Regions from separate parts of the Homo sapiens genome. Here regions 2, 3 and 4 are each linked to region 1. A link is a contact called in ENCODE Hi-C or POLR2A ChIA-PET data. All regions are on one chromosome and are shown on one strand. Each heading gives the region's core, a stretch centred on a gene start or an enhancer-like site at or near the end of the contact. The rest is flanking DNA. Distances are from core to core; before and after follow the strand shown. Region 1 overlaps FNBP1 (formin binding protein 1). Region 2 holds the start of SET (SET nuclear proto-oncogene). Region 3 holds the start of TRUB2 (TruB pseudouridine synthase family member 2). Region 4 overlaps RAPGEF1 (Rap guanine nucleotide exchange factor 1).

Region 1 (2,700 bases), core at 79-2,578:
ACACATTTTGGTTTGACGCCCTGTTTTCAGTGGCCTGGGGAGGTCCACACTGGAAGTCGAATTCCAGCTCGCCTTGTTGACTCGCCTGTGTCCACCGGCCATGAGGAGCCCACGCCTGTCCTCCCCATCACTTTCCTGTCCCTGAGAACTGTAGATCATGCGCTTGTGAGCGAGGCCCTCCCCTCTGCACCAGCTCATTGCAAAGCGAACATCCTCTCCTTTCCAGGAGCCCCAGGATTAGCATCTGAAAAGGGTAGCACTTCCTTTTTTGTTGTTGTTTTTTTTTTTTTTTTGAGACGGGAGTCTCGCTCTATTGTTCAGACTGGAGTGCAGTGGCATGATCTCGGCTCACTACAACCTCCACCTCCTGGGTTCCAGCGATTCTCCTGCCTCAGCCTCCCAAATAGCTGTGATTACAGGCGTGCACCACCACGCCCGGCTAATGTTTGTATTTTTAGTAGAGACAGGGTTTCACCGTGTTGGTCAGGCTGGTCTCAAACTCCTGACCTCAGGTGATCCGCCCGCCTCAGCCTCCCAAAGTGCTGAGATTACAGGTGTGAGCTACCGCACCCCGCCGAGGTTAGCACTTTCATCACCAAAGACCCCGTGCCTCTCGTGGTCCTTTGAGGGATCCCGCCGCCACCACCCTTGTATTTTATCACGTGCTCTTCAGGGCATGTGGAATTCGTTGAGTTTGCTTTTAGAGCCAAGTTTCTTTCCCTGTGTGGGTTTTTGAGGAAAACCTGAGGTCCCCTAATCTGTGGCCACCACCCCCCCCCCCCGCCACGCCTTAGAGCAGAGCAGCCCCTCCTCTCATTTGGTGCAGAAACAGTCAAGAGGAACCATTGGCCTAGAGCTCCTGTGACCGAGAGCGCCACGGAAGCCTGGGGATGACGTCGGGCAGCTTTATTCTTTGCTTGGCTTTGGTAACTAGGTGGTCCCCTCAAGCATCCTCAGTTCCTCTTGCTGTTTATGAATCTAAGACAAGGAAGTCCTATAGAAGCCAAAGGGACAGGGACGGAAAGGACAGGTCCCAAGGGATGGGGCTGTCTTTACTTGTGGAAACCAGGAAATTGCTCCTCTCAGCCAACCAAGGTTGACCACACACCACCCTTCCGGAGCAGCTCAGTCAGCCCTCGGGGACGAGAAACCACAAGCGCAGAGACGCTGAGGCCCAGGCAGGTGAAGAGGAAGTGGCTTTGGGTTTTTAAAGTAGGTGAGCGTGAGCCTCTCTGACTGCTTCTTCCCCGGGGGGGACTGCAAACCGCTCAGGGTTGCGGCAGAGCCATGGACTTCCGGTCCCTGCAACGGGTGACCTAAGCGTGGTGCACCCATCAGTCACGCAGGAGGACTGACTTGACAGACGAAAGACAAGCCCGGATGACACAGGGTGAGAAGAGTCAGGGCCGCACCTCTGTCCCTGCAAACCAACAGGTGCATGGTGAGTGTGGCAGTCCCCACAGCTCCACAATGGGCTCCCCCGCCAACGGGGACGACAGGGATCTTCAGGAACTTCTGACCTCACCAAGTCAAGTGGACCACTCTCCACTCCACGAGGATGTGAAACGGTTCTTTAAAATGGGATTTTAGAGCCTCGGGAATGCATGTGCGTCACATCTTTCATATTATGGGTCAGGATAGATTCATTTCTTGCAACATAGTGGAAAAGATATAAGCTGCAGTAATTTGCTCTTTGAATGACCGTCACCCCCAGTATAGGATATGCTTGTATCCCCCCGTCACTCCTCCGCCTGTTTTTTAAACTTTTCCACCACCTGCGTCCAAAAAGAATGTTATAGCGAGTGCTCTTAAATGTTGAACCTGGGTGTTGCTTCCGGGCCAGTCTGCGTGGCTCCATGAAAAGCTCACTGCTGCCCCAGCCGGGCTTCTTAGAGGAGGTCAGTTGTCCTATGTATCATCATTTACTCTGGGAATCCTACTGTGAAATCATGTCTGTATTTTTCTGGAGCAGTTCACATAGAGTAGAATGTGGAATTTCCCGTGAACGTCTCCTTCCTCCCCCGTATCTGCCGCCTGTCACTTCGCCACCGTGCTAGAATACTGTTGTGTTGTAAGATGACTAATTTTAAAAGAACCTGCCCTGAAAAGTTCTTAGAAACGCAGTGAAAGGGAGGAACTTGTCCTTTACCCAGTTTTTCCTTTGTAGGATGGGAAAGTATAAAAAGGCACAGAAGGTTGTCATGGGCTGTTCCTTGGGGGTTTTTATCCTGCTCACCGTGGAGATAAGCCTGCGGCTTGTCTAACCAGCGCAGCGCAAAGGTCTCGATGCCTTTTGGTAACATCCGTCATTGCAGAAGAAAGTTTACACGACGTCAAAAAGTGACGTTCATGCTAAGTGTTTTTCCAGAAATATTGGTTTCATGTTTCTTATTGGCTCTGCCTCCTGTGCTTATATCATCCAAAAACTTTTTAAAAAGGTCCAGAATTCTATTTTAACCTGATGTTGAGCACCTTTAAAATGTTCGTATGTGTGTTGCACTAATTCTAAACTTTGGAGGCATTTTGCTGTGTGAGGCCGATCGCCACTGTAAAGGTCCTAGAGTTGCCTGTTTGTCTCTGGAGATGGAATTAAACCAAATAAAGAGCTTCCACTGGAGGCTTGTATTGACCTTGTAACTATATGTTAATCTCGTGTTAAAATAAAATATAACTTGTGGCTCCGTGTCACGGGACTGTTTT
Region 2 (2,721 bases), core at 1-2,500, 1.2 Mb after region 1:
AGGTGCCCTTTTGTCCTGTAAAGACTACAAACCCCCTACAAAGCTAAGTGGGTGTGAAAGGGCCAGATCGCGCGGTTCATTTCCGGTAACCATCCCGGATTGGCAGCCCCCCTGCCGAGAGCCTCCTAGGCAGAGGCCAGCTTTCTTAGCCATTTCCAAGACCCCCGATACACTGGTCGCGGCGCCAGGTTTCTCCGCACGCTGGCGCGACGGGGCGGCCGCCCCACGTGGGGAGTGCGCCCGGGCTGGCCAGAGCATCCTCCCGGCCGGCCAAGGCCCAGCGCGCGGCCGCCCGCGTGTTCCCCGCGCCCCCACCCCACCCGAGCTCCAGGCAGAAGCCCCGCCGGGGCCAGCCTCTGGGCGGGGGTGCCGGGGGCGCCGCCGCGGGCCGGGCGCGAAGCGGAACCGCGCGGGAGGTCGGGCGCGGGGCCGCGTCCGGCCGCACCATGTGGCGGCGGCGGCGGCTGATGGGAGCGAGGCATCATGGCGGAGCACAATAAAGAGAGGCTTCTCGGGAGGGAGGGAGGGGGAGGAGAGCGAGGGAGGGGGGAGAGGAAGGGGGGGTCTCCTCCGCCCGCGCCGAGCAGGCCGCAGCGCCCCCGCCTCGCAGCGCGGCCGCCGCGGCGCGGGCCACCCAGGCCCCCAGCCCAGCCGCGCACAAAAAAGGGCGCCGAGTCCGCGGGCCCCCGCCCGGCCGCGCCGCGCCCCCCCGCCCGGCGCCCCCCGCGCGCGCCCCGGGCCCCGCCGGCGGCCTGCGGGCCGGGGCGGGCGGCGAAGATGGCGGCGCGGGCCGGCCCCCGGGCTCGCTGCTCTCACCTGAGGTCTCGTCGGCCCCGTCGTGGTTGGAGTTGAGCTCCTTTTTACTGACTTTGGCCGCCGGCGCCGACATGGTGCTGCTCCGCGGTCGGGGGGGGAGCGGGGAGGGGGAGAGAAGGGAAGGCGAAGGGGGCGGGCAAGCGGCTTCCCCTCACGCCACACGCGCGGGCGCCCGCTCGGTCCGGCCGCCTCCTCCCGGCGCTCGCTCGCTCTCCCTCCCCCTCGCTCGCTCGCGCGCGCTACCCTCGCGGCCTGACGCCGAGGGACGGGCTGGGGCGGCGTGCCGGGCCCCGGCCCGGGCTCCTGTTCGCGGAGGGGAGGCGGAGGCGGCGGCGGCGGGCGGCTCGGCTCCCTCACTCGCGCTCGGCGATCCAGCCAGCTCGCTGCTCGCTCTCCCGAGCCGCCTCCTCCTCCACCTCCTCCTACGGCGAGGGGCGGGCGCAGGGCGCAGGCGCGCCAGGCCCCGCGCGGATGCTCCGCCTCCGGCCGGGGAGGCTCGCGCCGCGGCGCCATTGGCCTGGGCGGCGGGATGAGGGGGCGGAGTCGCGGCGCGGAGACACAGGGCCCGGCGAGAGGTGGGAGGAAGGCGCGCGGCGACGCACGGCCGCCCCCCGCGCCGCGTCCCCTCCCCCGCTCTCCCCTCTCCGGCCCGACCCAGGACACTGGCGCGCGGCAGGCCGGTGGGCGGGGCGTCGCACGGAGGCGCGGGTGCCCCCGGCCGGCGCGTCACGTGGTGAGCGAGCGGCTTCCCTGCTCCGCGGGGCACCGGGAGCGGGGCGCCCACCACCCCGAAAGTGCAGGCCCGGCCTCGTATGGGGGCCCCGAATTCCGCCCGGCCTCTCGGCGCCTTCCACTTCGTGGAGAAAGCAGGGGGCACCCCATTCTGGATGCCAGATGGGGAACTGCCGATCGGACTCAAACTCGGGCTCGTGTGCGAAGCCCCAGGCTGTGTAATCCGCGCGCAGGGCCATTCCTGGGTTTTAGTCCAAGCCCTGCCCAGCAAGCTTGTACCCTTGAGCAAGTCACCCTTCCTCTCTGAACCCGTTTCTGTTATGAAATGATAAAGGTTACGACACTGAAGCCACATTAAACTCGAAGTCCTGTGAAGGCAGGGAGGTACCACATTAGTCCGCGGTGCCCAGCGCCCGCAAGAATCATACTGAGCGTTAAGTGCCAGTTTCAGCAGCGCATGGCACGGTTATCTCACCGAGGCCTCACAACAGCCCCAAGCGATAGGCGGTGTTCTGTTCATAGAGATGAAAGGGGCCAACAAGTTCTACTTGAGAGGCAAAGTTCTGAACCACTAAGGAGGGCCAAAGCATTTTGTTTAAATAATACTTTTCAAGTAATGCGGATGCCCCACATTCTGTCCCTCCAGCACCCCAAGACATGAACCATAAAAAGCCAGAAAAACCCTGATTAGTAGCATTTGTTTGTTTGTTTTGAGACGGGAGTCTTGCTCTGTCCCCCAGGCTGGAGTGCAGTGGCGCAATCTTGGCTCACTGCAAGCTCTGCCTCTCGGGTTCAAGCAATTCTCCTGCCTCGGCCTCCCGAGTAGCTGGGGCTACAGGCACGTGCCACCATGCCCGGCTAATTTTTGTATTTTTAGTAGAGATGGAGTTTCACCACCTTGGCCAGGCTGGTCTACTGACCTGGGGTGATCCACTCACCTCGTCCTCCCAAAGTGCTGGGATTACAGGCGGGAGCCACTGCGCCCGGCCAGTACCATTTGTTGATTTTAGTGATACGCTGGCCAATTTCAAATCCTGGCCATGCAATAGCTCACTCCTGTTATCCCAACACTTTGGGAGGCCAAGGCAGGAGGATCGCTTGGGCCCAGGAATTCCAGGCTTCAATGAGCCCCAATGCAGCCACTGCACTGAAGCCTGAGTGACAGAGCAAGAC
Region 3 (2,700 bases), core at 186-2,685, 1.6 Mb after region 1:
TCTCGAACTCCCCGGCTCAAATGGTCCTTCCACCTCAGCCTGGGAATACAGCCGCATGCAACCAGCCCCAATTAATTCTTGTATTTTTTTTTGTAGAGATGGGGATTCACCGTGTTGCCCAGGCTGGTTTCAAACTCCTCAGCTCAAGCCATCTGCCCGCTTCGGCCCCCCGATAGGGATTATAGGCGTGAGCCACTATAATAGCGCCTAGCCTGTTTTTGTTAGTAGGAATAACAGTACTTCCCAGAACTCAAAAATCTAGGAGGCATAAGAAAAACACTGTAGAACCCTAGAATGTTCTAGTCACACATCCAGCAAACATTTATTGAGCATTTACTATGTGCCAGGCACTATCCAGAAGGCTGCAGATGCAGTGGAACGAGGCAGACATGGTCCTCGACCTCGGAGTTGACTTTCTAGTAGGATATTATAAACTGATCGGTACTTATGAATCATCTATTTAGTCTAGATGTTCTCAATATGGCTGCATGACAGATTCTCCCAAGTAGTTTAAAGACAGACTTTCGGTTTCACGCCCATTTCTCCCTCCACTGCAGATTCAGATTCAGATTCAGTGCGTTTAGGTGGGATCCAGGAATCTGCATTTTCATAAACGTTCCGAGTGGTTACGAGCTGCAACCAGGTTTGGGTACCCCGACCTAGGCTATGTTCCAGTTACCCACAGGAAACGGCTCCAAGCCGCCCCCACGGGGGCGAGGCGCGGGCGGCCTTACCGTGGCGGTAGGGGTTATAGAGCGCCATCGCCGCGGAGCCGGCGGCCAACAGCCCTTTCTGCAGCGGGGAGGTGGGGAGGTGGTGCGAGTATAGCGGGCCGGCGCCGTCGCTCCTAGCCCGGAGGGGCATTTCTGCGGGGCAAGAAAAAGGCCGAGGTCAGAGGAGCCGGGCGCCCTCAGGCTCCTTCCCGCCTGCGCCCAGAACCCGGCGCCACTTGCCTGCCGCAGGCCGCTGTAGGCCCGGGAGCCCGCAGAGCCGACGGAGGACAGGGCGCAGCAGAGTCGCCATGGCAGCGGGCGTCCGCGGAGGATGGGCGGGTACGAAGAACGCCGCGATTCTGTCAGGCGACGGAGCGTCGGAGGGGTCAAAACTCACTGAAAAACCGATTCTGACGGCGTAGCCTACGGCCTTTCGAGGGGAAACATCGCTTCACGGGCAGAAGGCATGTAGGCCAAGTAGGCGAAGGAAACGCACGCGAACTGTCTACCGTCTACGTCCACCGATCCAAGACTCTCGCCATGTCACCTCGCCCCAGAAAGTGTCTGCAAAGGACACGCAACCACGCTCACTCAGCGCCGGGCCCTATTTCCTTCTCCACAGCCGGTTTTCCCCGAAGACTATAAAATGCGAACCTCTTCCGGCTGTGGAACATGGCGGCGCCCGTGGAAAGGACCACATTTGGGGGCGGGGCCTGGCGGTACTTCCGTCCAGGTCCAGCGGGTGCTGTGATCTTCAAGTATGGGGTCTGCTGGCTTGTCGCGGCTGCATGGGCTTTTCGCGGTCTATAAGCCCCCGGGGCTAAAATGGAAGCACCTGCGGGATACAGTGGAGCTACAACTTCTGAAGGGTGAGTGCCTCGAACCAGACCCACGTTCCCGCTCTCGTTCTCTTGGAAGTCCATCTCCGCTTCTGGTCCTTACCCCAAAACAAAATCACGTGACCTATTCACCTGGGCAGAGCGCTTTCCCAAACGCCTGTTCTCTGTGCTTTCTTACTCCTCACTTTCCTCTGTTTTCCGAGGGGGAAACTGACTCAGTATTGTTCCTTGTCACACGGTTACTACGTTGTAGAGTCTGTTTGAATCCGCCTGTTTCTTAACTACTGCTATACTGCCCTCTGCACCATGGGCTTCTGCTTTGTCTTCTACATCATACTTCCCTGTTGTCTAATCCCCCAAGTGTTTGGACAGAACAAGATATTCCTGGTCAGCATCGTGGTGCACGCCTGTAATCCCAGCTACTCTGGAGGCTGAGGCAGGAGGATCGCTTGAGCCCAAGAGTTTGACGTTACAGTGAGCTATGATGGCGCCATTGCACTTCAGCCTGGGCTACAGAACGAGGCCCTGTCTCTTAAAAAATATTTTATATGTACATATATTTGTATGTATGTGTGTATATATTATCTCTGTGTGTTCAGGTCTCAATGCCAGGAAGCCTCCCGCTCCTAAACAGCGTGTTCGCTTCTTGCTGGGCCCCATGGAAGGCAGCGAAGAGAAGGAGCTGACCCTCACAGCCACCAGCGTACCCTCTTTCATCAACCATCCACTGGGTAAGGCAGATTTAAGCAGGATCCTGTGTGTCACTTCCCAGGAAATCCCTGAGCCGAGTCAGTGTCCCAGTGCTCAGATTCCTGTGCCAGGCCCTTGAAGGTCCACAGAGGAGTGAGGTATTAGACCAGGAATTGGCAGATTTCCTTGGAAAGGGCCAGATACTGAATGTTTTAGTTTTCAGGCCATGTGATTTCCGTTGGAACTGCTCAACTCTGCCAATGTAGTGCCAAACAGCTATAGACAGTATCTAAAGGAATGAGCCTAGCTGTATTCCAATAGAACTTTATGAATATTCATATTTGAACTTCAGGTAATTTTCACGTGTCACTAAGTACAGTTGCCTCTGAGTCCATGAGTTCCACATCCCATGATCCAGCTTCAGATTGGCAGTATTTGGGAAGAAAAACACAAAGTTC
Region 4 (2,700 bases), core at 38-2,537, 1.8 Mb before region 1:
GCACTGGATCAGTGCCCCTCCCCAACCCTGTCTTTCCATCTGTGCAGTGAGCCAGTACAGAACAGTGTCTGAGAGCATGTGCTTCAGGTCCTCTAGCTGTGGCTTTAGATACCAGCCCTCCTGTGTCATTGTTGTGGGATCTTGGGCATGTCACTCTGTCTTGTCTAACTCTCAGTTTTTCCTTATCTGTAAAATGGGGAAAATCCTAACAGTACCTACCTTATGGTATTGAGGGAGAATTAAACGAGATGATGTACATAAGCATTTAATCAGAGTCTGGACACATAAGAAGTGCTCGATAAATCTTAGCTTTTGTTCTTACTTCAGGTCGCCTTCTACTCTAAAGTGACCATTTCTTTAAAAATGGTAATCTGGTAACTAAAATTCAAACCTCAGCACTCACAGAGAAGGGGAGGTCCCTGACTATTGAGGTATTTCCTTTTAGGCTGGTTTGTTCTTTCTCTTTCTCTCTCTAAGAAAGCTGAAGTCCAGGGAGTAGGTTTTTACAATTAAGTAATAAACTTTTGAAGTGATCACTCGTAGGAAGAGTAGAGGGCAATTCATTTCAGCTACACATATCCCAGTGCATGCAGGCAGACCAGGAGGCCCTGATTTTAATTTGAGTCTGTCTGGAAGGAATGGGCCTGTGCTTGCAGGCTGTGGTATATGTCAGAGCCACAGCAGGGCTGATACACCAACAGGTATATTTTTTGCCCTGTCTCAAGGGACACCTCCCCAGTTTCTCCTTGCGGGGTGACTTTCGGGGATTAATTAAATCATCTTCGTTCAGCTCTGGAGGTGAAATGATCACAGAGTGTTGCATTTGTGACAGTTAAAAACCACAAGACATTCAAGGTCCTCGTGTACAAAGTAACTTACAAGTTGCATTGAGCACTGCAAGAAGGGGGATTTCATACCCTTTATTTTTCTTTCTTGATTAACTTTCACAGTAAAGATAAATTCAGAAATGCTGTTTTGGTGTTCTGAGTCTTCCTTAACCCCTGCTCCACTGGGAATTTCGGGTATGTGAAAGTAAATGTGTGTAGTCTCCTTGCAAATTTGTCAGTGCAGCTAGCATGAAGCACAGTGCTATTTGCAGAGAGACCAAAGCCCAGTCAACCCTTTTCACTTTCTGTAATCATTTGGTCCTGGAGCTACAGAACCTCTCAATTAGCATAACCACACTAATTTGTGCTTCTGCCTCAGCTTGTCAAGAGTGCCTTGCAAATATTAATTCTCTGAGCTCATCAGAAGACCAAAGGCATAGATCAAAAGCATGCTTTTCTGCATGATCTGTCCTTGTTTTTTTTCTGTTCATGAGGAGCTTTCTCTATTAATTACCCTAAATATGCAAGGTTGTAGAATGAAGCTTTTATATTTGACAAGTAAGAATTGGGCTAGGGACCTGGATTACAGGGACTCGGGCTAGGGACTGCCTGTGCTGCAGGGGTGCGGAGTTCCCTGGCCTCAGCTTGGCAGGAGAAATGCACGTACTGCTGAGGAAATTCTGTAGGCTAAAGTCATGGGGAGCGTGTGAGTCATGATCACCAGAAATGCCTGGACCTGTGGCATCTTTGGGTGATGAAGAGGGAACCAGCTTAGCACTGCCACAGACACACCATGTCCTCTGGGGCAAGCCAGGATTCCTTCCTGGGCCTCTGAACCCCACTCTATAATTGGAGGGCCTTGAACTGGAACAGAGGTTCCTGAGCTTTTTAAGATCATAGGTCTCCCAGGAGTCTGATGGAAACTCTGTGGACCTTGTCCCCAGGGAGAAAGATTCATTATGTGTGGACATGTTTCTGCCAAGCCGTAAATTCCCACTACTATATGATAAGTGAGAATTCGCAAATACCCGGGGTCTTGGAAAGATCAAATAGAATTTTTGTTGTCTGAAACAATCAGGACTTAGTTCAGTCAGGTCTGAGCCCTAGTAACAGTAATTATGCATTCCCAGAATTTGGTAAGGATTTTGTGAAATGGGGCTTGTAAGCTGCTGGGTGGAATACCTGCATGGATAAAAGGGGGAACCTTCCCCTTATGGGTGAGGTTTAAAAAAAAATTATGTATAGTAAAATTGATGTTTTGGGGATATACAGTTGTATTTTTTGTTTTTCATTTGTGATGGGGTCACACTGTCACCCAGGCTAGAGTGCAGTGGTACCATCGTGGCTCACAGCAGCCTCGACCTCCTGAGCTCAAGGAGTCTTTCAATTTCAGCCTCTTGAGTAGCTGGGACTACAGGTGCGTACCACCACACCCTTTTCATTTAAAAAAATTTTTTTTGTAGAGACAGGTTTCCCTATGTTTGCCAGGCTAGTGGGGTATAAAGTTTTGTGCGTTTTAACACGTGTAGATTTGCATAACCACTACCACATTCAGAATACAGGCCAATTCCATCACCCTGAGTGAAAAAGCCTTCTTGCCGCCCCTTTGCAGTCATACCCTTCTCCCACCCTGGCAGCATGGATCTGCTTCCTTTCTTTTTTTTTTTCTTGAGACAGAGTCTCGCTCTGTCCCCCAGGCTGGAGTGCAGCAGTGCCGTCTCAGCTCACTGCAACCTCTGCCTCCTGGGCTCAGGTGATTCTCCTGCTTCAGCCTCCCAAGTAGCTGGGATTATAGGCATCCACCACCGCGTCCGGCTAATTTTTGTATTTTTAGTAGAGACGGGTTTCACCACATTGGCCAGGATGGTCTCGA

The links. A loop is a pair of places that touch in the nucleus more often than their neighbours do. ChIA-PET counts read pairs that join two places held with the same protein, here RNA polymerase II (POLR2A). Pooled maps may share reads with other maps.
Region 2: a pooled map shows a loop between it and region 1 (18-fold over the local background). The contact joins the promoter of SET here to the enhancer-like site in region 1. A Hi-C loop is called at or near these places in 2 of 37 single-sample maps with no recorded cell type and 8 of 50 pooled maps.
Region 3: a map of K562 shows a loop between it and region 1 (2.5-fold over the local background). The contact joins the promoter of TRUB2 here to the enhancer-like site in region 1. A Hi-C loop is called at or near these places in 1 of 168 maps with a recorded cell type or tissue (K562) and 2 of 50 pooled maps. POLR2A ChIA-PET finds 5 or more read pairs at or near these places in 1 of 52 experiments (K562).
Region 4: a pooled map shows a loop between it and region 1 (17-fold over the local background). The contact joins two enhancer-like sites. A Hi-C loop is called at or near these places in 3 of 37 single-sample maps with no recorded cell type and 7 of 50 pooled maps.

The regions. Positions count from the first base shown.
Region 1 is chr9:129,887,164-129,889,863 of GRCh38, reverse strand. It overlaps FNBP1 (formin binding protein 1), which reads left to right. Exons shown (of 17, transcript NM_015033.3): 17 at 1-2,677. Among named protein-coding and RNA genes, the nearest start is that of MIR6855, 19 kb to the right of the region's middle. RefSeq lists enhancers at 7-894, 849-938, 1,269-1,668. Within about 2 kb of position 1,328, at least 24 of the 41 ENCODE cell types and tissues checked have a DNase peak (open chromatin) inside an H3K27ac peak, as active enhancers do.
Region 2 is chr9:128,687,751-128,690,471 of GRCh38, reverse strand. It overlaps SET (SET nuclear proto-oncogene), which reads right to left and starts at 1,250. Exons shown (of 8, transcript NM_003011.4): 1 at 817-1,250. The coding sequence starts at 889. RefSeq lists silencers at 381-500, 881-1,790 and an enhancer at 2,077-2,721.
Region 3 is chr9:128,321,182-128,323,881 of GRCh38, reverse strand. It overlaps TRUB2 (TruB pseudouridine synthase family member 2), which reads left to right and starts at 1,435. Exons shown (of 8, transcript NM_015679.3): 1 at 1,435-1,582; 2 at 2,152-2,283. The coding sequence starts at 1,474. COQ4 (coenzyme Q4) reads right to left here and starts at 1,043. Exons shown (of 7, transcript NM_016035.5): 1 at 954-1,043; 2 at 735-866. The coding sequence starts at 1,023. RefSeq lists a silencer at 756-815 and an enhancer at 1,196-1,735.
Region 4 is chr9:131,726,423-131,729,122 of GRCh38, reverse strand. The region is part of intron 1 of RAPGEF1 (Rap guanine nucleotide exchange factor 1); the gene reads left to right. Among named protein-coding and RNA genes, the nearest start is that of RAPGEF1, 12 kb to the left of the region's middle. RefSeq lists an enhancer at 66-175. Within about 2 kb of position 1,287, at least 16 of the 41 ENCODE cell types and tissues checked have a DNase peak (open chromatin) inside an H3K27ac peak, as active enhancers do.